3 separate regions of the Mus musculus genome follow, and all the other regions are linked to region 2. Evidence: chromatin loops called from intact Hi-C (ENCODE). Cell type or tissue: heart. All regions are shown on one strand.

Region 1 (8,000 bases), 150 kb after region 2:
ACACCGGGAGGTGGGGCTGGGCAAAAGTCTGGCACAGGCTGGGATAAAATCCTATCTTTGTTGTTGTCGTTTTTTTAAAGAATATTTATTTTGTACAAATGAGTATACTGTAACTGTTTTCAGACACACCAGAAAAGGTTATTGGATCCCATTACAGATGGTTGTGAGCTATCATGTGGTTGCTGGGAATTGAACTCAGGACCTCTAGAAGAACAGTCAGTGCTCTTAACCATCAAGCCATATCATAAGATGTTTCTTATATTTCAATAGAGGGAATTTTTGTGTCTACAAAGTTTTTAAACTCCCCTGAAAGAGTTTCCTGTCTTAAGTCTTTCATTGTTGCTTTTGAAAATCCTTCCAGCCTATTTCACATGTAGCAGAGAACAGCCTACCAGTTGGGGGATGGAGGGATGGGTGGGTGGGGCACCCAGTCTCCTTGTGAGCAGCCTGCCTGAGGCCAGCTTTCTCTCCCAGTTTCCAGTGGGGATGGAGACTCTGGGTTCTCAGTCACCAGTAGCGTTCTCCCCAGGGATCTGGCACTGTTTATGTATCAGGCCACATTGATTCCAGGGGCCTTGGCAAGGGTCAGAAAAGATCACAACGTGGGCTGAGGCCTGAGGCCTGGGGGGTTCTGCTCTGCTTGGCTTCCTGGGCATGAAGTGGGCTCCTGACTCTGGGCGGCTGTAGCTCATTCTTCCTATGCCTTCCACATTCTAAAGCAGGGGTGAATAATAGCGTATTTGCATATGTTAATCTGGAGGATGAGACTACTTAAATCAAAGCAGTTAGGGACATATATGACATAGCATTTGAGAGACATTATATAATAATGACAATAATCAAGGCCAAAGTGCTCCTCAGATACATACTTCTCATGAACAAAATATTTTTGTGACCACAGATGAGTTCCTTCTTGTTAAGGTACACAATGGCTGCAAATGTTTAGTACTCTAGGCAAGATGATATCTAAAGCATGCAGGCCACGGGAACAGCACCTTTCTCGCTGAGGACACCTTCTTCAAGGACCACACAGGTATCAGTGTCAGCTCTGCAAGAGAGGCCACTCGCTCGGCAAAGCAGGAAGAAGGCTCCTCCTTCTTTTTTCCTGTGTGTTGAAAGCTCAGATGTATTTCAATCTATAGAAGCATCCTTTGCTGCCTCTGGAGTCTATCTTCATGGGGAAGAGTTTAATTTGCTTCATTACCGAGCACCAACAAGATGCATGATGCAGTGTTTGGATATTGGAACTAGCTTTAACAAGTTGGCTTTACATTATTATTGTTGTTGTTATTATTATTGCCTTTAAGGAACTGTGGTAGGGGAGGGAATGAGGGGAAGAGGGAATGTGAAAATAAGAGAAACAAAGGCACTTTAAATCCCATCTAGTGCAATCAGCCACTATGTACTTCACTTCCTTAACCAGTTTGAATGTGGAGAATTCAAGTCTGGGACGCTTCGTGTCCACTCCTAAGGTATTGCCAAGGTTTCTCATGGAGTGAGCTGCTTCAGGCTTTCCTTGGTGGTAGCTGTCAGTCTTAAGTGCTAGGGTAGCGTTATGACATAAATATTCCGGGGCTCTACCCAGAGATGCAGATGGTAGAGATGGAGACCCGCTACCTGCACTTTAAGTACCCACGGCCAAGTCTGAGTCGGCTGCTCTGTGTGCCTTTCTGAGGACGGCTGCGCCATCCACTGGGAGAGTGGGGCTAGGAGCTGGCTTTCCTCTCACAAGATTCTTTCCTCTTTTAGTTTCTACAACAGGTGATTCAATAAGTTCAAGCATAAACTTTCCAGGCCTGAAGAGATAGCTTAGTGCTTAGAATGTTTGCTGTTCTTCCAGAGGACTGACGTTCAGTTCGAACACCCAACATCCATGTCGGGTGGCTGACATCTGTCTATAACCACAGGTCTGTGATACCTGATGTCCTCTTTTGGACATCTCAGGTACTGCGCACATATAGCACCCTCCCCCCATATGCATACACACACAAAATATATTTTAAAAGTAAAAGCCATATACATCAGTTAGTAATATGTTTACATAATCTAAAGCCTAAATATATAAATTTTTAAGTCAAATGCATTTTTAAAAGCAAATTTTTTGCTGGGCAGTGGAAGCACATGCCTTTAATACCAGCACTTGGAGGCAGAGACAGGTGAATTTCTGAGCTCGAGGCCAGCCTGGTTTACATAAAGAGTGAGTTCCAGGATAGCCAGCGCTACACCAAGAAACCCTGTCTCAAAAAACAAAACCAAAAACAAACAAAAACAAAAACAAAAGTGAATGTTTTGACGTATCTAGTTGTTAAGAAATTGACTGCAATAAAATAATAAAATCCAGGTTCACATATTCCAAGCAAACAAAGGAGAATTTTACTATAAAGTAAAGGCTTGCTACAGTGCAGAAGGGACCTGCACAAAGCTTCCATGGAGCTAGACCAAGGACTATTCTCCTTTTTTCTGGGAAGCATCTGGGAATCAGGTGCCTTAATCCTAGCCAAGTATCTTAGCTCATGCTCTTATAGCAACTTATCATAGACGGAGGAGCTAGGGGTGTGGCTCAGTTGGAAGAGTGTCTACCTAGCATGCAAGTAACCCTGGGTTCCAGCCCCTGCAATCCCAGCACTTTGGGAGGTAGAGGAAGGAGGATCAGAAGTTCAAGGCCACCCTCACCTACCTAGTAAGTTTAGAGCCAGGGCTAGGTGAGACCCTGTTTCAGAAAACAAAACAAAACAATCAGACTGAGTAGCTTATAAATAACAGAACTTTCTGACAGCTCTAGGGACGGGAAGCACAGGATTAGATGTCTGTAGAGTTGGATTTTGTGAGGGCCCTTTCTGCCTTGCTGGCTGATGGCCACCTTCTCATTGTATCTGCATCCATGAAAACGCCTCGTGTGGCCTGCTTTATAAGGTTGCAAGCACCTCCCAAAGGACCCACTTCCAAAAAGAACATGCTCGTATCTGAGATTAGGATTTCAACATAGGGACTTTGGAGGGGCATATAGACCTACAGGGTCAATGGCATTAGGAGTCCCGTGTTTCAGCGATGTATGATATACTGAGACCTTCTATGGATGGGTGGTTAAGTCCTGGTAGCACAGCCTGATGTGTGGAACAGCTAGGGAAAGTAGCGTGTCAAAGCAACGAAGACTGCCCTCTTGTGGCCAAACATAAACAAGACAATCTTATGAAGATGAGACCATTATGCAAATAAATGAAGGCACAAGTGTATGCCTCACACACACACACACACACACACACACACACACACACACACACACGTGCACGCACACAACTCAGCACAAAGGACTGCCAGTGGGAAAGTTCACTCAGAGAATGGGGCATGGCAAACAAATGGAGCCTTTGTTAAGAGGAAGGAGGTCTCTTCACCTTGAATCCTCTTTCAGTGACTAATTTAAGAAATGGTTTCTGGAGTATAAATCCCCCCCCGCCCCTGCCCCATCATAGAAAAAAAATTTTGTAGCAGTATTTATGTAGCTCACTAATAGTCTTTGTTTTATGAAATAAAATTGTTATTCTCTTATTATACCATATTAGTTATATCATGTTATTGTATCTTCTAGGTTTTTATGTATTAATTTGGGAATTTTACACATGAGTTCTGTAGTTACATAATTTCCACCCTGTCTTTTTCTCCAACTTCTCCCATGTCCACCCCTCACTCCTTCTCAAGTTTGTGATTGCATAATTATTATTTTACACACACACACACACACACACACACACACACACACACACACACACACACGCAGCCTACCGAGTCCATTTAATGTTGCTTGTATATGTATGTGCTTTGGGCTGCCAGCTAAGAGTTGGATACCGTATCAGTAGACTTGTACCTAGAGAAGACTGCGTGCCCCTGTCTCATTAGCTCTCACTTGCCTGAAGCTTTTCATCTAGGAGCGGAGCCCTTGTGAGGCGTCCTTCATCCACACTGGCATGTTTGTATTGTTGAGATTTCATGGTAAAGCTCCCTATTGTACAGAAGACACTATCGTGTAGCAGACTTTCCTGTCTTCTGGGTCTTACAGTCTTCCTGCTTCATCTTCTGTGATGTTTCTGAGCCTTAGGTGTAGGCTAATTGTATTACATTGACTGCAGCTGGGCACCCCATGGTCAGCTGCTCTTTGCTTTTTGATCAGTTGGGAATTTTTATAGCGTCTCTTTCTGATGCAAAACGAAGGTTCTTTGATGAGGGATGAGAGCAACACTTATTTGTGGCTGTAAATAGTTAGAAAACAGCAAATATATTAGTTCAGGAAAATGGTAGCAGGCTCTCCTTTAGGGAGACTCCCCTAGCTACAGGTTGACTAGGTTTGCAGTACCAGGCTTGAATTCTCTCCTGCTGAGCAAGCCTTGGGCCCTGTTAGACAGTTGTTGGTTACACTTAAGATGTCAGTACCACCATTGCACCATTGGGAATAGCTTGCCATGTTGCTGGTGGTTGTAGGAGTTATATGTTATCACTAGGTAGGGCTGGCGATTGCTCCTCTCTCTTGGCAGCTTGCATAGCATCATTAGACACGAGAACTCGTCCTCTGGGAAGAGGCTTCCAGGTCAGTTCCGTCTCAATTCCTCCAAGTCTGTGTCCAATGTGTGTGTTGTCTTCAGCGATAGCTATTACCTTCAACTTTGGGGAAGCAGCCAAAGGCAACAGCAATAAGAACCTCTATTGTTGGGAGTCTCTCTGATTCTTCTGGCCAACAACTCCAAAGGCAGATTGCCATACTTTGTATTGGGGCTTTAATTAGATAGTCCATGGTATCACCCCAAGTGTCATAACTGCCCCTTTCTCTTTCCCTTCTTCCCTCCCCCTCTCTTTATACACACACACACACGTATGTCTGTCTGTCTGTCTGTCTGTCTATGTAAACATAAACCAATATATTTTCTGTCTGTCTGTCTATGTAGACATAAACCAATATATTTTATGTATGTATATATAAACATAAACCACTATATTTTCCTATGGCTTTTCTTTCATGCTCTTAGTGTGTTTTTATCCTTCTTCCCCCCTCCCTGTCTACACTGGCTTCCTTCCTCCTTTGCAGTTAAGTCCCCATGGTCCCTCTCTAACTTTCCTAGTTTCTGTGGTGACTCCTGGCTACATACTCAGATCTAAAAACCCAGAGCTAAGACTCACAAATAAGAGAGAACATGAAGTGTTTGTTTCAGGTCTGGGCTACTTGGCTCAGTATACCTCTCTTTTCTTGAGGCAGGGTCTCTCCATGTAACCCCTGGCTGTCCGAGAACTCCCTGTATAGACCAGGCTGACCCTTGAACTCAGAGAGCCACTAGCCTCCACCCCATGAGCGCTGGGATTAATGCCTGACTTCATGTTTTTGAGTTCTATCTGTTTGCCTACACGTTTCATGCTTTTTTTTTTTTTATGGTTTGAATAGTATTTTGCTGTGTATTATCTCCTATATTTTCATTATTTAATCAGCAACAGAAGGACATTAGATTGTTCCTGTTTTCCTGTTGAACATATGTATCTGTGGAGTAGGGTGTTGGCACTTATGCCAAGGAGTGGTACAGCTGGGCCATGTGGTAGATCTGTTCTTAGGTTTTTGAGAATTCTCCACATTGATATTCAGAGTTTATGCCGATTTGCAATTCCACTAACAGTAAATAAAGGTTTCTTTTCCCGATATTCTCACTAACATTTGTCGTTAGCTGTCTTATTGATCTTAGCCATTCTGATAACATTCTGATACGAACTCAAACTAGTTCTAATTTGCATTTCCCTAATTGCTAAGGACGTTGAACACCTTCTGAAATATTTCTTAGCCATTTATTTATTCTTTTGAGAACTTCTGTTCAGAGCTGTAGCCCATTTTCACACTGGGTTATTTCTTTTAAAAATTCTACTTTTATTATTTTTAATTATGTGTGTGTGTGTGCATGTGGGTATGTGCACACATGTATCCACAGAGGCCAGAGGCTATGGATCCCCTGAAACTGGGGATGGTTGAGTCATTTGATGAGGTGCTGAGGACCACCTGGATCTTCCAGAAGAACGGCAAGTACTCTTAATTGCTGAGCCACCTCTTCAGCCCATCACTTGTTTTTTTTTGACTCATTTTTTGTAATATATATATATTACACACACACACATACACTTCCTCTTCATGTGTTTTCTCTGCTGTACAGACGCTTTTATGTGGTCTATATGTCCATTGTCTTTTATGTGGTCTATATGCCCATTGCCTTTTATGTGGTCTATATGTCCATTGTCGCTATTAATTCCTGAAGCAAATGGAGTCCTATCCAGGATGTCCTTTCCCACACCTGTCTTGCACGGTCCGAGTTTTCTTCTAGCAGTTTCAGTATTTCGGGCATTGCCTTGGGGTCTTTGGTCCATTGGGAATGGATAGATGTGGGTTCACTTTTATTCTTCTTCATATGCACATCACACTTCCCCAGCACCATTTGCTTAGGATGCTCTTTTCTCCGCTGCATTTTTGGGGCACTTTTGTCAAGTATCAGGTGGTTCTGCTTACACGCTTATGTTTGGCTCTCCTGTTTTGTTCCACTGATCTCCATTGTCTGCTTTTGTACCAGTACCAAGCTGTTTTATTATTACAGCTCTGGAATATAGCCTGACCTCTGGGATGATAACCCGCAGACATTCATCTTTTTTGCTGAGGATTGCTTTGGATATCTGGGGTCATTTGTGGTTCCAAATATATTTTAGTATTCTTTCCCCACCCCCCCTGTTTATGTGGGTTTTGATTGAGATTGCACTCAATCTATAAATTGCTTTTGGTAAAATGATCAATTTTATAGTATCGGTTCTACTGATCCATGAACATGAGAGGTCTTTGCATTGTTTAGGGTCTTTCTCAATCTCTTTCTCCAGAAATTGAAAGTTTTATTATGTGATTGTCCACCTCTTTAGACTTATTCCTAGATTAAAAAACAACTGGTTATTGTGAAGGAGAGTGTGCCCATAACCCTTTTTCTCAGCATGTTTGTTGCTGACATATAGAAAGGCTCCTGGGTTTTGACTTTGGGCCCTACAACTGTGCAATAATTACTGATCATTAATAGTTTTCTGGTGGAATTTTGGGGATGTTATATATAATATATCATCTGCAAGTAGGGGTAATTTGGTTTTTCCTGTTTGTAACTCTTTGGTGTCTTTCTCCTTATTGCTTAGCTAGTGTGTCAAGCACGTATGGAAAAGGCATGTGGATAGTTGACAGCCTTGTCTCATTCCTGAATTTAATGGGGTTGCTTTAAGTTTTTCCATTTAAAAGGATGGTATTGTCTATGGAGTTGTCATATATCATGTTTATCATGTTGAGGCATGTTCCCTCCAGTCCTGCTCTCTCTAGGACTTTTATCATGAGGGCATGTTGGATTTTGTCAAAGGCCTTTTCTGACCGTATTGAGATAAATGACTTTTGTCTTTAAGTCCATTTATATGACTTATTATGCTTAATGACTTATGAATGTTGAGCCAACCTTGCATCTCTGTGGTAAAGCCAACTTGATCATGGCATATGGTCTTTTTTGATATGTGCCTGTATTTGAGGATTTCAACATGGATGGTCACTGAGGGTTATTGGACTCTAGTTTGCCCTTTTTGTTGTGTCTTTACCTGCTTTTGGTAATGAGGAAATACTGAATCTATAGAAGGAATTTGGAAGTCCTCTCCCCACCATCTCAAATAATTTAAAAGGAATATGCTATACATCTTTAAAAGTCTAGTAGAATTTTGCTGTAAATCCACGTGGCCCTGGGCATTTTTTTTTTAAAGCTGGAAAGCTTTTTTTTTTTTTTTTTTTTTTTTACTGTTTCAATCTCCTTATTTGTTATGGTCGTTTTTGTTGGTTTTATTTAACTTTGGGGATTTGGATGATTTATAAATTCATCAATTTTGTTTAGATTTTACAACTTAAAACTATCCCCTTATAATATTGTGTGTGTGTGTTGTAAAGTTTCCTGGTACATTTCTGATTATGCTATTTT
Region 2 (8,000 bases):
GATGAACAGCAATGTGGAAGTGTAAGCTGAATAAACCCTTTCCTCCCCAACTTGCTTTTTGGTCATGATGTTTGTGCAGGAATAGAAACCCTGACTGGGTTGTAAGGAACTAAGTGGAGTTGGAGCAAGCTTGTAAGGAAGAGCATAGCCTAAACCATATAACAGAGGACGCTCTTAAGAGGCTTGTAGATGCATGTGAGATTGGAGCTGGGACACAGGCAGCCATGGCAGGGTCTGACGAGAGGAGCAGGCTGGACAGCTGTCCGCTTGCAGTGGTCACTCGGGAAGGCTCTGTGGGTGGTGGCTTAGGGGAAATGCAGTGCTCCTCCTAGCTCTAGACTCTGCTGAAACCTTCTGCATTCTTAGCACTCATGTCTCAGTCACCCCGGCTGCTACCCATGATTCAGGGTGGCCGCTGGGTACCAGAACCTTGGAGTGTTCTCCCACCTCAGAGACCACGGGGTCCTGGTGGCCACAGGGAGGACAAACAGGTGGCTATAACTCTGCCTTGTCTTCACTCTTTAAATGGAGACAACCTGATGGCTGTGGAGATTTTTCACCAATTGTTATCAGTCAAGTAATAAAATTCTACAACGGCACTCCCCACACCAGCATGGGTTCTTTGGGTCAGACTCTTTTGGGGTTTGCTGTATGGTTTCTATGGCCATCTTAACTGCCCTGTCCTTGGGGATCAGACAGGCCTGGGCACTTGGGGCTTCACTGCTGCGTTTTGTTCCATCTGGGTCTTGTTATATTTATGGCTCACATGTTTGAGAATTCATCACGTCTCTCTCTTGTTACTTGGCTGACCTGCTCGCCTACACCTCCCTGACTTGTCAGCAGTGCGTTCCCATGGGGCCCAGACAACTTGATTGTCCCTGGGATGATAGGTTGAGAAAAAGAAAGAACAAAAGGACCATCTTTCTTCAGAAATAACTGCTGTAATTTGAATATTAAAGACTCAAATTCACCATGATCTCTCTCCTATGAGAAACTGATTAAAGCCCATTTTCACGTGGAGGATGGGGATACAGTGCCAGCCTGGCTTTAGTCAAGATTTTATTTTTAAGGAACCGAAAAACTAGCTCCTAGTGCTTCAGAAAGCGACGTTCGGGGTATGTTAAGAGCCGTGAACTCCCCGTCGGGGGCGGGGCACTGCTTTATTGATCTTCTCTGTGTAGATGGCTTTTGTGTTGTGTTTAAGCACAGATGAGTTGCCCTGTTTTTATGGTGGTTGAAGGTGGTGACTTCCCCAGCCTGTGAGCTGGGCTCTCATGAGGATGTTTAAGGATGTGAGCTGAAATCGGCAGTGGGCCACAGGACTTGTGTCTTGGGGGTGAGTCTTGGTTTATCACCCTGGTAAGCTTGGTGTGTCACTGGGCCATCCTGTATTTCACTCAGGCTTTAGCTGTTTGTGGAGGGTCTACTGTGTGTCACGTTGCTATTCACAAAATACTTTATTTAAACTTCCGTACATAGCTGTAGCTGATGTCCTGAAGGATCCACTATTTATATTCATTACTTGGGATTTATTTCATCAACCAGTAGCAGTGAGAGGGCCACCAATCTCATTTGCATAGCCTTGGCATTAATAAAGCATTTTTGCATGTGGCCATGTTTGTGTCTGACCCGAGCCCTGCCATTCTCTAAGGGGAGGCAGTCACTGCTTGGTCGTGGCCTATGTGGAGGGTCCTGCAGGGGCCAGCGCTGTGTGTCTGTTTCGACATTATTCTTTCAGAAGCCTTTGCTTAGAGGGATGGGCTGTCACTCCTGCAATTTGACTAAAGCAAGCCCTGTCATGGGTAACTACGCTCGTTCGTACCTCGTTCTTTAAGACAAGTGCTGTCTTTCCTATGGGAATATGTAGACAAGCTCCCCACAGTTTCTTAGCCAAAGGCCGAGCTGCTCAGATGGCCACAGTTGTCTGCTACTTCTCAGGTGGAGGCACTTTATGTATGAAGAAGCTAAGAGACTATGTAGCTCAGAGGGAAACATATGTATAAAATTGGAAATTGCTCATTTGGGGATTTTCCTCATTAGTTGGGAGTAATTGGTGTCAAATTGTCAATCTTCTAGCCATCTTAAAAAGGCTGGACAGACACTTGAGAATTATGTGGATGGGTAGATTTATAATTTCAAGATGAAAATAATATTTATAATTACATATTTCCTAAGTTAGAACAATGTATATAAGTCTGATAGACAGGAACCCATCCTAATAGTTAAAGTAGTTTGAGTTTTTTTGTTTTTGTTTGCTTTGTTTTTTTGGTTCAAGAGTTACCTAATTTTTCTTATACATACATACACACATACATACATACACACATACATACACACACACACACACTTACATACATACATAGATGCTTTGCCTTTAAGAGCTCAGCTGAATCATTATGGTAACTTAAAACAAACAAGGGGGGCTGGAGAGATGGCTCAGCGGTTAAGAGCACTGACTGCTCTTCTGAAGGTCCTGAGTTCAATTCCCAGCCACCATATGGTAGCTCACAACCATCCATAATGAGGTCTGACTCCCTCTTCTAGGGTGTCTAAAGACAGCTACAGCGTATTTACATATAATAATAAATAATTTAAAAAACAAGGAAAAAATATTGGGGTAGCAAGTGTGGCCTTATGAAGGGCATATTGCTGATTGCTGTTAAGTGTGTTGTTTTAAGAATGTATTGATTATTTTATGTATGTATGTGGTGTGCCTAAGTGTGTGTATGTGTACCACATGCATGGAGGATCCCTTGGAGCCCAGAAGAGGGGCTTAGATCCCCTGGAATTGGTGGTACAGATGGTTGTAAACCACTGTGTAGGTGCTGGGAATTGAACCCAGGTCTTCTGCAAAAGCAACCAGTGACCTTGACCTCTGAACCATCTTTCTGGCCCCTCAAGTACATTATTCATGCTTAAGTCCAAATGTGTTATTCTAGAGCTAATCTGCTATGAACAGAGGGACAACATGCCAATGAGCAGAGGCCGCTCCTGGGGACACTCATTGAGGAAGGGGTCAGCATGGGGTCAGGTGACTGGAACACAACCCGGGTGTCCAGTAACTAAAGGAACCTAATGGAAGTTTCCTGCAGAAACGAATAAGAGTTCAAGAAAACAAAGATGCCTGACATCTTGGCTCTATTATTGCTTTTTTGATTTGAAGTTAAAACTTTGGGTTGTTTTTTTGATGTAGATAAAAAAATTTTTCTTATACATACATACACACACACACACACACACACACACACACTTACATACATACATACAAAGCATACATAGACCCTTTTTGGCTTCTGTGGGAATCTGCACTCACATTTGAACACACAGACACAGACACAGACACACACACACACACACACACACACAGGAAATACAGTTAAGATAGGGAAGGAGGAAGCCATCTTCAGCCTTATTGTGCTTCGACAAAAGGGACCCACTAAGCCCGGTGAGTCCTTGGTATTTGGTGTCTGGAGGTTTCTATTCTCTATACAGAGCACTCCAAGAAGCTACTGTGTTCATAAGAGCTGGGATTCTCTTCAGTAAGGGGCAACAAGACTTTTAAAAGAGTCTGGGGAGGGGGATCCTCTGCTACTAGGAAATGTTTGTCCACCTGCAAGGAGACCAAGTAGACCATTTGGGGGAAGGCAGTTGGTTTTGGGTTTGTCATTTCCCATGAGGTGCTGCTGAGTCCAGAAATGCATGGAACAGCGGCCTGCTCTAGTAAAGGAAGCTCATTAATTAGAGAATATGGTTGCCAGCTGGTCTGCCTTTTGTTTCCAAGCAACTCTTTGTAAACTATCCTTACAGTACCATTTGTCTCCCTCTGCTGGCAGAAGTCATTATCGCAGACTGCCTTTTCCCTGCCCATTTGGATGTTTAACATTAAGAGTATTAGGTCACAAGGCTAAGCCAACAGCATCACTTTTGAGCCGTAAAGTAATGCATTATGACATCACCTTTGCTCCTATACATAGTATATTGTGTGAAAGCATTCCTTAGGACTCTGATAAAGTCAAGCAGCATTCCCAATGAGCAGACCCATCTGGGCAACTTCATCTTTTTCTAAGTTAATTAATTTTTAATTTTTATGTGCCTAAGTGATTTGCTTGCATGTTTGCGTGTGTACCACATGTTCCTGGAGCCCACAAAAGTCAGAAGAGTTGACCCCTAGAACTGGAATCAACAGGCAGTTGTGAGCCACCATGTGGGTGCTGGGAAGCAAACCTGGGGTTCCCTGGAAAAGCAGTGTGCTCTTAACCACTGAGCCACCTCTACAGCCCCTCGGAGCTGCTTTTTTTTTTAATGCACTTCCATTCTCCTATACTGTGCAGGCTGGATTTGAGGAAACTGTTAATACTCACCCTTGGTCCTTGCAGTGTCATTAAAATGATGTCACCAGACATGGTACTGTGCATCTCAGTGCTGTGCATGACCTCCCTCAGAGGCTCAGAAGCTACAGTCTAGAGGAGGTGCAGCCCCCAAGCTCTGATTCTGGGTGTGGTGTTGGGTGCCTTGGTGTCCTCAGAGAGAACGCCTGTGTCTAGCAGCGAGTACAGGGTGCTTCTGAAGACGTTTGGCTGTGGGCCTTTCTAGGAATGCTTTATCCGTTGGTTGCTGGTCCGCTGAGCTCTCCAATGGGCCTGTTCCTTTGAAGTCTCCTGTTTTCTTTCATGCTTCCTTTGCTTCTCCCCAGTTCCAACTTGCTAGATGTTCTCTTAACAAAGACTCTACACTCATGCTTGCATGTCACTGGACAGGCAGCCGCCAGCATCGCCTCTCAGACTGAACATCTCCTCTGTCTTTCAAACTAACCATGTTGAAAAGGAAGTCTGCTGTTTTATCTCCTTTGCTCCTTTAAAGACCCACCCTTAATGTCACTGCCTTGTTGAGGACCAGGCTTCCAGGCCATTCATTACCTGTTCAACTTTGGATTCTTCTGTCTGCCGGGCTTTTCCCTTCCACTGATTTCGAGAGGGAGAGCCAACCTTTCTTCTCTCTCTGTTTCTCTATCTCTCTGTGTGTCTGTCTCTCTGGCTGTCTGTCTGTCTCTCTTTCTCTTTGTTGCGATCTCTCTGTCTCTCTTTCTCTCTCTGTCTCTCTCTCTGTCTCTCTCTGTCTCTCTCTCTGTCTCTCTCTCTCTGCTAGTCTGTGGGCAGACTGTCTTGATTTCACGCACGTGGTGTCGCTGGGTCTTCGAGTCTGCTCAGATTTTAGAAATCTGCCTCTTTAGAAATAGAGGCTGGTTGTCCAGAGGCTGACTTTAAAAGCCGCCGTTCCGAATGCTCTGTGTGCAGCCTGGCTCCTCTCTCCGCCTCCCCACTGCATTCTGCCCCATGAGCGCAGCTACTGTAATCTCTTCTCAGCCTCTGGTAGTCTCCGTTCATCTCACAATTTGATCTACAGCCAAGTCTCTGAAGCCCCTTTCCCTATAGAGAATGCCTCACACACAGGTCTGTGACAGTGGAGCAGGTGATCTGTTGGAATGGTTTTGTATTGTGGTCTTGACATTTAATCCTCAAGTTCTTGTTTAATCTTTCATAAGCATCTGTGATGAATTCTAAGTATAAACAGAACCTGGCACCCGATCTGTTACAGAGATGTTTGTTGAACTGGGTTGGTGGCTTTGCTGGCAGCCTTGGGTCAGGGGTCACGGGCCTCTGGTCAGCCCTCAGTCTCTTGCTGCCCTTGGACCTCACGCTATCCACCCCGTGTGTTTTACTCTAACCACCCATTGTGTTTCACGCTAACCACCCCGTGTGTATTACTCTAACCACCCCGTGTGTTTCACGCTAACCACCCATTGTGTTTCACGTTAACCATCCATTGTGTTTCACGCTAACCACCCCGTGTGTTTTACTCTAACCACCCATTGTGTTTCACGCTAACCACCCCGTGTGTTTTAGCTGCAGATCCCCAGCGTGAAGGGCTTCGATTTTGCTAAGCAGCATCTGGGCCAGCACAATAAAGACGACATCCTGATTATTCATGAGCCAGCGCCACTGCCAGGCCCTGTGAAGGACCACACCACACCCTCAGAAAACGGAGATGTGCCGAGCCCCAAGTCAAAGCTCCCTTCCAAGAACATACGGCTCAGAGGGAGGTTAGTACTGCGCTTTCTAGACTGTTCTCTGCTGCAGACTCTGTTTCCGCTTTCGTGGCTTATTCTGATATCAGAAACACAAGTGATGAGTATTGCCTTGGGCCGGCAGCCTGGGGGCCGGTTGACTTCTCCAGTTCTACACATAAACCCTGAAGCATTTTCTGTTCCTTCTGCTGGGCCTCTGGATCCGGCTGTGTGACATCTTCCCGCCCAGTGCTTATTTGTGTTGGGTTGCTCCCAGGTTGGATTGTGAATCAGACAGCTAGAAGTGTTTCCTGTGGTGACTGTCCTAAGCTTTGTGAAGGTGATACAAGAAAAAAATGAATGAAAAGGGAACAGCAGGGGCCAGCAAGATGGCTCAGCAGGTAAAGGTGCTTGCTGTCAAGTGTGATGGCCTGGATTCGATCCCTGGAACCCACATGGTGGAAGGAGAGTTGTCCTCTGACTTCTGCACAGGTGTTGTCGCACACTTCTCTCTGGAATAAATAGACGGATTGGGGGAAAAAAAAAAAAAAAAACAACCAAAAAAAAAAAAAAACCTTAAGGGCTGGAGAGATGGCTCAAAAGCTAAGAGCACGAATTGTTCTTCTAGAGGTCAAGTCCCAGCAACCATATGGTGGCTCACAACCATCCGTAATGAGATCCGATGCCTTCTTCTGCTGTGTCTGGAGACAGCTACAGTGTACTCATATAAATAAAATAAATATCTAAAAAAAAGAAAACCCAAAAACCAGTTAAAGTACACGGCCCATGGCACACAGTCAGTCAGCACGCCTCGTGTGCTTGTGATCCATCCACTGGTAGCTGGCTGTGACCTCCTGCTTTGTCTGCAGGTGATCTTTATCAAGCCCTCCATTTTTCTTTGCTTCTTCCCAGCTTGTGACCTTCGTTAGCACATCACAGGCTCTCACCCGCCCCTCCTTGTCCTTTCCCAGTCTCCCTCCAGTCCCTCCTGTCCAGAAAACAGAGCTTGTGGAGAAATGTGCATTAATTTTTCAAACTGCCAGGAAGGCACTTGTTGCCCTCTGCCTGTGGGAACTAACCTGAAGAAGACAAAGCCAGGATCAGGCCGTGTGAGTTGGCTTCCATTCATAGTTTCGGCCTCTGAGGGTCTCTCTGACCACCTCCCCTCAAGATTCCCAACTCTGGCTTTTGATTGGCTGCTGGGAGTGAAGAAGCCTGTGTCCGTACCAGTGTTCAGCATCCAAACCTGTGAGGTCACTTCTGCCTTGGGGACCTGGCTTATTTGAAGAATGTGAGGGATGTTGGTGCTTGGTCCTTAGGGAAGAAATTGAATTCTGCAGGGAGATGCTCTTGGCTTAATTATTTCCCAGGCCCAGAAGCAGCAAATCAGAAAAGATGATTTAACGTGTTTGTAAAAGTTTTCAAAGAAATGCTTTTTCCCCAGCAGCCTCATGGCAAATGACAGTCGGCTCCCTCGTCACAAGGGTCTTCCAGGTGGATACGGTTATCCTGCTCTGCGCTCCAGTCCCCTCTGTGGATTCAACCACCTGTGCACTAAAAATACTCGGGGGAAATAGTGTTGATGTTGAATTACAGTCTTGTTCTTGTCATCAATATTATTATTATTATTTTAAGATTTATTTATTTATTATGTATACAGTGTTCTTCTGCCTGCCAGAAGAGGGCACCAGATCTCATTACAGATGGTTGTGAGCCACCATGTGGTTTCTGGGATTTGAACTCAGGACCTCTGGAAGAGCAGTTCTCTTAACCTCTGAGCCATCTCTCCCGCCCCTTGTCATTATTCTTAAAGCCGTTCATGGCAGCTATCTGCAGTGTTGTGCACAGTGCTTTATGTAGGCATGATTACAAGAGAATGGAGTTACAGACAGTCATTTTGTATTTCATATAAGAGACTTGAGAGTATCTATGGCCC
Region 3 (8,000 bases), 140 kb before region 2:
CCTTTAGTTCTGGGCTGTCAACTGCAATTGAGGCTGTACCATCACCTTCTGTGGCCTCACCAGTGCCAAGCCTCAGATGCTCTTCATGCCTTCAAAACCAGTACCACTTGAGTGATTCTTACACATTACAAAGTCCAGGTAGATCAAGCATGAGGTAGGTACAGCCTTGGCTATCTCTGGAACATAACTTCTTTGTGCTCTTAGAAAATTCTTGCCAGAAGGTTTCACCTCATTGATGCTGATCTTTTTGTAATCACTGCTAATTTCATAGCTCCAGCTAACCAGCATCAATTGTCCCTTTTACTTTTGACTCTAAAGCCAGAACCACATGACTGAAGCTTCCAAGTGCTGCTTGCTAAACCTGGAACTTGGCCCCCTTGTTCTATTACATTATCATCAGCTTTCTGTTTTTCAACTCCTTCATTGCCTAAGCTTGGCTGTCCTAAAACTTGCTTTGTAGGTTGACCTTGAACCTCACTCAGAGATCTGCATGGCTGACTTCTGAATGCTGGGATTAGAGGTGTGTATCACCTAACTTGCTCTATACCAGGTCGGCCTTGAACTGAGAGATCTGCTTGCCTCTGTCTCTTGGGATTAAAGGCCTGTACTACTATGGCTGGACCTAAGCTTTTCATGGCCACTATTTCTCAAGAGCTGAATCAAAAGCCTGAGTCCTCCATTTCTGGATTGTAATTCATTCCAGATAAAAAGTCTGAATGAGTGCTGTGAAAAAAAAAAAGTCTGAATGAAAACAATAACCAATTAATAATAAAGCCTTACATGGTACAACTATTCCATGTTCAATGGCAAACACATAAACGGTAAACTTAGCTGGGTGGGATCTTGCCCCAAAGTCTCCACTCCCTTAATCTGTTGTCTCCTAGAACACAGAATTGAGCCCCATTCCACCATGTTCAATGGCAAACACATAAATGGTAAACTTAGCTGGGTGGGATCTTGCCCCAAAGTCTCCACTCCCTTAATCTGTTGTCTCCTAGAACACAGAATTGAGCCCCATTCCACTCTGTGATGCCCTTTTATTACTTGAGCCATACATTTTGTATTTTTACTTTCTCAGATTGCTCCTTTTCATCAAAACACTCTTCATGAGACTACTCCAGAGAACAAAGTCTCTGCTGGGCTTTTCTGAGACTTTCCTTTGTCAATGAAATTAATTGAACTCTCTTTACCTTAGCCTCGGGTAGACTCTTCAGACAAGGGCAAAAAGCAGTTACATTCTTCACCAAAATATCTCAAGAATAGTTTCTATGCCACATACTGAAATTCTTCTCCACTGAAACCTCTTGGGCCAGGTCTGCACAGTTCAGATCATCCTCAGCACCAATGTCTTTTATGGTCCTACTAGGATGGCCCTTTAAGCCCCACTTAAAGCATACCATTGCTTCCCAAATCCAAAGTCCCAAAGTCCACATTTCTCCAAAGAAAAAACATGATCATGCCTATCAAAGCAATACCTCACTCCTGGTACCAACTTCTATTTTAGGGTTTCCATTGCTGTGAGGAGACACCGTGACCAAGGTAACTCTTATAAGGGACAACATTTAATTGGGGGATGGCTTACTAGTTCTGAGATTAGGTCCATTATCATCATGGCAGGAAACATGGCAGCATCCAGGCAGACATAACACTGGAGGAGCTGAGAGTTCTACATATTGTTCTGAAGGCAAACAGGAGAAAACTTGTTTCAGAGCCTACCCTCACAGTGACACACTTCCTCCAACAAGGCTACACCTACCCAACAAGCCGCATCTCCTAATAATGCCACTCCCTGGGCCAAGCAAATTCAAATTACCATACCCCTATATGATATCAGGCCTCTAGCATTTAAAAACTCTCTGAAAAGATGGCAGAATTTCAAATTTTTTCACGGTACTCATTCAGACTTTTAATCTGGAATGAATTACAATCCAGAATTCTGAAATTGAATATATTTCTAAGGGCAAGGTCTTTGGCTGAGTCGGGATCTCACCCATTTGGTTAGTCTAGCCAATTAGCTGCCCCTGTGGATCCTGCCACTGCCTACCAAGTGCTTGCATTACAAGTGGCCCCCACATCTTCCTGTATTTGTATAGGATCTGGGCATTCAAATTCCAGCCTCACACTTGTCTAGTAAGTGTTTTATCCACTGGGCTGTCTTCCCAGTCCATCTATTCTGTAACATACAGAATCAGTCTTATTAAACTTCTGGATACACTTGCTTACAACATCAGTGCCCTTGAAGTAAAATTCTTCCCTATCTCTATCTTGCTTGAACGTCTCTTCTCTCTGTGTGCATGTGGTTTTCATTCCTCTCTAACCCCTTTCTCAACTTGAATCTTTCTTTTTTCAGTTGTATCTTAGGTCGGCTTCTCTCAGAGGCAAACAGAGAAGGATTGTTTGAGAGCAGACCCTTTACAAGGTAATCCCAAGGAACCACTTCTCAGTTTACATTTTCGGCTGGGCTCCCTGGTAAGCAGATAAGGATTCCATGTAAACCGTTTCTTAGTAGGGAGGGAACACAGGGAAAGGCAGGTTCTACAGGAGCAACAGGGTTCTTTTCCATTAAGGAATCATAGCGACGAAACCATAGAATATCTCTCGACCACTCCGTAGAGGAATAATACGCTAGGAATTTGTCCATTGTTAGGAAGGAAAATCCTTTTAGGTTTAGTGGGTGTTTATGTATATTGTCACCAATTTGACAATAGGAAAAATGTTTATTTATAAGCTGACAGAGAAAAATCAACAATATCATGGCTCAATCCCATCTGAGGCATGGAGCTGATTGATCAGTATTATGGTGTGTGTTCAATAAACCATCCCTATCTGACTGAAATCGGGGTTTGTGTAAGCTCGTGGGGCGACTCATGGACCCCAACACTTAGGAAGTTTTTACCCACTGTGCTGGTTCCTTACTAGGTTTTTTGAGACAGGGTGTCATGTAGTCCAGGCTAGCCTCCAACTCCCCTTTGCAAAGGACGCTGGCCTTGATCTCGGCCTTTTCTTGCCCCCACCTCCCAGGTGCTAGCTAACATTCCAGGCGCGCGCCCCCAGGCTGGGAGAACCACTTCAGCAGTTTACATTCTTTGCAGCCCTCCCTGTTATCCGGTATCTGCCAGGAACCCAGGAGCCAGGAATGTTGCAGGGGCTCAGGCCCTGCCTTCTGAGGCCCGGCCCCCTACAGCTCGCAGGCTCCGGTCGGGGCCGCGGCGGGGAGGAGCCTGGAGGCCCCGGGCTGGCGGGGACGCGCTGGCGGGCCATGGCGGACCTCACTCTGTGCGCGTTCCTCACCAAGGTGCTGTGTGCTCACGGCGGCCGCATGTTCCTGCAGGACCTGCGCGGCCACGTGGAGCTGTCGGAGGCGAAGCTGCGGGCCGTGCTGCGGCGCGCGGGTCCAGAGCGCTTCCTGCTGCAGGAGGTGGAGCTGCGCGACGGCCCGTGGGACGCAGAGGCCGAGGTGGCGGCGGGCGAGGGCGCGGGCGCGGGCTCAGGCGGCGGCGCCACGGCCTGCAGGGTGATGGCCGTGTCCTCCGCGCGCCTCTGCGCCCGCTACCAGCGCGGGGAGTGTCAGGGCTGCGACCAGCTGCACTTGTGTCGCCGCCACATGCTGGGCAAGTGCCCCCACCGCGACTGCTGGTGAGGGGCGGAGTCCTCAGTGTCCAGCGGGGCAGTGGGTGCGGGCGGGCGGGATGCGCCTTCCGGATGCTTCTCGGCGAGCCTGGGTGGGATGGGACAAAGGCCTTCGCGCTGGCCGCCCTGTGCACCTAGTCGCCGAGAGAAATAATATGGAAGGTCTCTCCACTGAGGTTTATTATTCACCCCCCCCCCGCCCCCCAATTTGCTGTCCCTGTCCCAGGATGCTAGGATGTTCCACAACAGCAGCCCGGTTGAATCCGTGTTGCCACTTTTGAATTCACTTATGCCAAATGCCGCTTGAGGGACACCTGGGGGCTTTATGGCCCGCGGAACTTCTGTTCCCTTCTCTCCCTCCTTCCATAACCACAGCCCTTTCGCGCTTAAAAATCTGGTGTCCAATCGCAGGAAACTGGTGGCAGGATGGGGTGAGGGCATAGTGCTGCATAGCCCAAGCCCAGTGCTTTGCAGCAATCCGGGAAGCTTTCTAGTGCTTTCTTTGTAGTGTTGGTGGACAAAGAGAGGCCAGCAGCTGTTGTTGGCCTGAAGATTACGTTTTAGTCTTTACAAAAACAGATAAGTAATCTCAAAAAAGCCTGAGGGTAGGGTACTCACAGAACAGGGAAATGACCCCTGGAAGCTGAGTTGCCTCAATCCGAATTGTTTTATTAGTACTTGGGGAATTCACTTGTGAAGTGGAAATGCCCTAGGCAGAGTTAGACCCACCAGCCTCTTCCCTCTTCTTGACCCGGCCTCCTGACTGCTTTGAACTCTTCTAGGTCTACCTGTTCTCTGTCCCATGATATCCACACACCTATCAACGTCCAAGTCCTGAAAAGCCGGGGGCTTTTTGGCCTCAATGAAGGGCAGCTGCGAATCCTGCTTTTGCAGAACGACCCCTGCCTTTTCCCAGAGGTGAGTCCTTGAGAAGTCGCCATCCTACCATCAACTGTGGCAAGGCTTTCTCTCACTGATGTCTATCCCTCGATGTTTGTGTTCTTTTGTTGGGATAGGATCTTAAATAGCCCAGGATGTTAGTGAACTTGTCATTTAGCTGAGGCTAGCTTTCTGTTCTGCTAATCCACGCCCCTTCAAAGGCGAAGGTGATAGGGAGCCACCTCCCACCACCACTTTAGATGTTCATTTTAACTGCTTTTTTTTTTTTTTTTTTTTTAAAGAAACTCTTTTTTTTTTTTTTAGATTTATTTATTTATTATATGTAAGTACACTGTAGCTGTCTTCAGACACTCCAGAAGAGGGAGTCAGATCTCGTTACGGATGGTTGTGAGCCACCATGTGGTTGCTGGACCTTCGGAAGAGCGGTCGGGTGCTCTTACCCACTGAGCCAACTTACCAGCCCCCATTTTAACTGCTTTTAAGTACTATGATTTGGTTCCAGATACTTAAACACTACCCATTTTTATTTGCTGGAGTGGTAAAATTAACACATTTGTTTCTATTTCTGTGAATTTATTAACAAAAGAATCATCTCAAATTTATGAGACTACCCATAAAATAATTTTAAAAGATTTATTTATTTGGGGCTAGAAAGAAGGCTTAGAGGTTAAGAGCACTGGCTGCTTTTTCAGAGGTCCTGAGTTCAATTCCCAGCAACCACATGGTGGCTCACAATCATCTGTAATGGGATCTGATGCCCTCTTCTGGTGTGTCGGAAGAGAGCTACAGTGTACTTATATATAATAAATAAATCTTTAGAAAAGGCAATTCTTATCTTTTAGAAAAGATTTATTTATTATGTATACAATGTTCTCCCTGCATGTACACCTGCACACCAGGAGATGATACCAGATTTCATTGTAACTGGTTATGAACTACTGGGATTTGAACTCAGGACCTCTGGAAAAGCAGCCAGTGCTCTTAACCTCTGAGCCATCACTCCAGCCCCCTATAAGATTTTAATCTGGCATGATCATTGTAGACATTCCTGTCAGAGGCAGGAGGAACAAACACTTCCATCCAGAATGTCTCTTTCTACAGCCTGAGGTATTTTCTTATCTTTGAGGGACCTGAGCCCTGATAAAATCAGATCCATGGCTTCAATGCAGGAAAGAATTTTGGGGAGAGCTCATATGAAGTAGGGTTTATTAACAGACCTTAAAAACTAGATATATTTACTGGTGAGTTTTTTTGGGTTGTATATAGGGAGTAGTGTAGCATCTGTGTGGTAGTGCATCCCTGTAACCATAGCAGCAGCAGAGAGGGGAAACATCTCTGAAAGTCTGAGACCTGCCTGGTCATAGAGTGAGCTCCAGTCCAAATAATTCCAGGCATTGAAACCCGGTCTTAAAAAACAAACAAAAACCCATAGTGAATCAGTTCACCAGATTAGATTAGCTATTGTCAAAAGAGAAGAAAGAAAGGAAGGAAGGAAGAAAGGAAGGGAGGGAGGGAGAAAGAAAGAAAGGAGGGAGAAAAAGAAAGGAGAAAAAGTAGACAGTGTGATGATGAAGTTCTCTAGAGGCTAAAGATTTGAGAGTTCAGGGCCAGCCTGGGATACACAGCAAGAGCGTCACTTGAAAATGAAGCAAACCAAAAGACAAACCCAATTCAAGATAAAACAAAGATAAATTATGGCAAGGATGCTGAGAACTCTCATACATGGAGCAACCAGTTTTGGAGGTTTTTCAAAAAACAAAAACAAGCTATGCTTGGCAGCTCACTCCTGTAATCCCAACACTTGGCTGAGGCGAAAGGGTAACAACAAATCTTGTCTCAAAACAAAACCACAAATCCCAGCACTTGGGAGGCAGAGGCAGGCGGATTTCTGAGTTCGAGGCCAGCCTGGTCTACAAAGTGAGTTCCAGGACAGCCAGGTCTACACAGAGAAACCCTGTCTCAAAAAACCAAACCAAACCAAAAAACAAACAAACAAACCCCAAAGCACAGGGACCAGAGGGGTAGCTCAGCTCCTAGAGTACTTGCCTAGCATGGGCAAAGCCCTGAGTTCTAGCCTTGGCATCTCCTAAAAACCAGGTTTGGAGGCATTTTTGATCCCCCTGTCTCCCTAAGGTGATTACAGCCATGCCCAGTTTTATTCAGTGCTGCGGATCAAACCAAAACTCCATGCATGTTAGAGAAAGCTCTCCTAGCAATCATGTTGGGCAGCTTACCTATAACTTTGGCTCTAGGGGATCTATGGGCACCTGTACTCATATGCATATAACCCGCACACGCACACGCACATCTTTAAAAAAGAAAAAAATACAGGCGTGGTAGTATCCATACCCCATAGTCATAATGGTGGAGAAGAGAGACAGGAGAACCCTGGGGCCTGCTGATCAGCCAGCCTGTCTGAATCAGTGAGTTCTAAGTCCCATGAGAGACCTTGTCTCAAAAAAAAAAAAAAAAAAAGTGGAGGATGACTTGAAAGGACACCCAGTGCTGAACGCTGGCCTTCACACGCATGCGCACATCCACGCTCCCCTGCCCCAAAGATGCCGTTAACTTCTCTTTTAGTACCGCTATAGTTTATTGGCTTACAGGTAAGAGTGAAAACCATTGAAACCTTGCTTCGCTTCTGCCCCAGGTCTGTCAGATGTACAACAAAGGTGTCGATGTCCTTTATGGCTACTGCAGCCTCAAGGATAGATGCAACAAGTTTCACGTGTGCAAATCCTTTGTGCGAGGTGAATGCCCCTTTCAGCCCTGCAAACGCTCCCACCAGCTCATCCATGCTGCCACCCTCAAGTTGCTAGAGGACCAAGAACTTAGTGTTTCAAGCGTCGTGAATTTCCAGATAATCTCTGTCTACAGACATAAGAAGTTGCACAAGATGCTTGAAGAGAAAGGTAGGCATCAATGGGGACCTCCCAAACATATGTGACATCACATAGGCAACCGCATGACCTGCAGACCTGTTGCCAAGATAACAGGCAACATATTCCCAGAATCCACTTGGCTCACCTCTCACCTTTACCTGTGTTACATCATTTTCCATATAAATAAGGGGAATGCCTCCTCCTCTCTCTCTTTTTCCCCCTTCTCTTTCTGCCTCCACCTTCCTCCCTCTCTGTCTCTCCCAATAAACTTCTTACACGTGGAACTGTTTAGGCCCAGGGTGCCATGTTCAGACTGGAGCCGCTGTTTTAACACATCACCAAGAGGTGTGGGGCGGCGAGGAGGTGTGCTGAGGTTTTCTGGTCTGTGGAGGAGGAGGAGCAGTGAATGGAAGTCAGCCTGCAGACAAAACATTTCCTGTGCTAATTGCAGCCTTTTCCTTGGAAAGGTTAAGACTGTCAACATTTTATTTGGTTGTTACTTTATTTGTTTGTGTTGTGTGTGTGTGTGTGTTCTCCAACGCATAGGTGTGTATGAAGGAAGGAGGCAGAGGAAGCCAGAAGAGGGGA

Evidence for each region. Peaks named below come from ENCODE experiments on the same cell type or tissue, not always from the same donor. Only the 100,000 strongest peaks of a DNase experiment are listed, where the experiment ranks them.
Region 1: it touches region 2 in a loop (4-fold over the local background); 8 of 42 quality-filtered maps call a loop at or near these places.
Region 3: it touches region 2 in a loop (6-fold over the local background); 3 of 42 quality-filtered maps call a loop at or near these places.

Annotation. Positions count from the first base shown.
Region 1 is chr6:38,002,822-38,010,821 of GRCm38, reverse strand. The region is part of intron 14 of Svopl (SV2 related protein homolog (rat)-like); the gene reads left to right. Among named protein-coding and RNA genes, the nearest start is that of Gm33494, 26 kb to the left of the region's middle. In heart, a CTCF peak has its summit at 3,143 (motif pointing left); no DNase peak of the experiment used is centred here.
Region 2 is chr6:38,156,148-38,164,147 of GRCm38, reverse strand. It overlaps D630045J12Rik (RIKEN cDNA D630045J12 gene), which reads left to right. Exons shown (of 20, transcript NM_194061.3): 11 at 5,904-6,100. Among named protein-coding and RNA genes, the nearest start is that of Gm52858, 20 kb to the right of the region's middle. In heart, CTCF peaks have their summits at 3,830 (motif pointing left) and 7,754 (motif pointing right); a DNase peak (open chromatin) is centred at 3,817; H3K27ac peaks cover 308 bases.
Region 3 is chr6:38,294,500-38,302,499 of GRCm38, reverse strand. Zc3hav1l (zinc finger CCCH-type, antiviral 1-like) reads left to right here and starts at 3,241. Exons shown (of 4, transcript NM_172467.3): 1 at 3,241-3,636; 2 at 4,413-4,548; 3 at 7,181-7,442. The coding sequence starts at 3,260. In heart, a CTCF peak has its summit at 3,206; a DNase peak (open chromatin) is centred at 3,209; H3K4me3 peaks cover 2,215 bases; H3K27ac peaks cover 2,627 bases.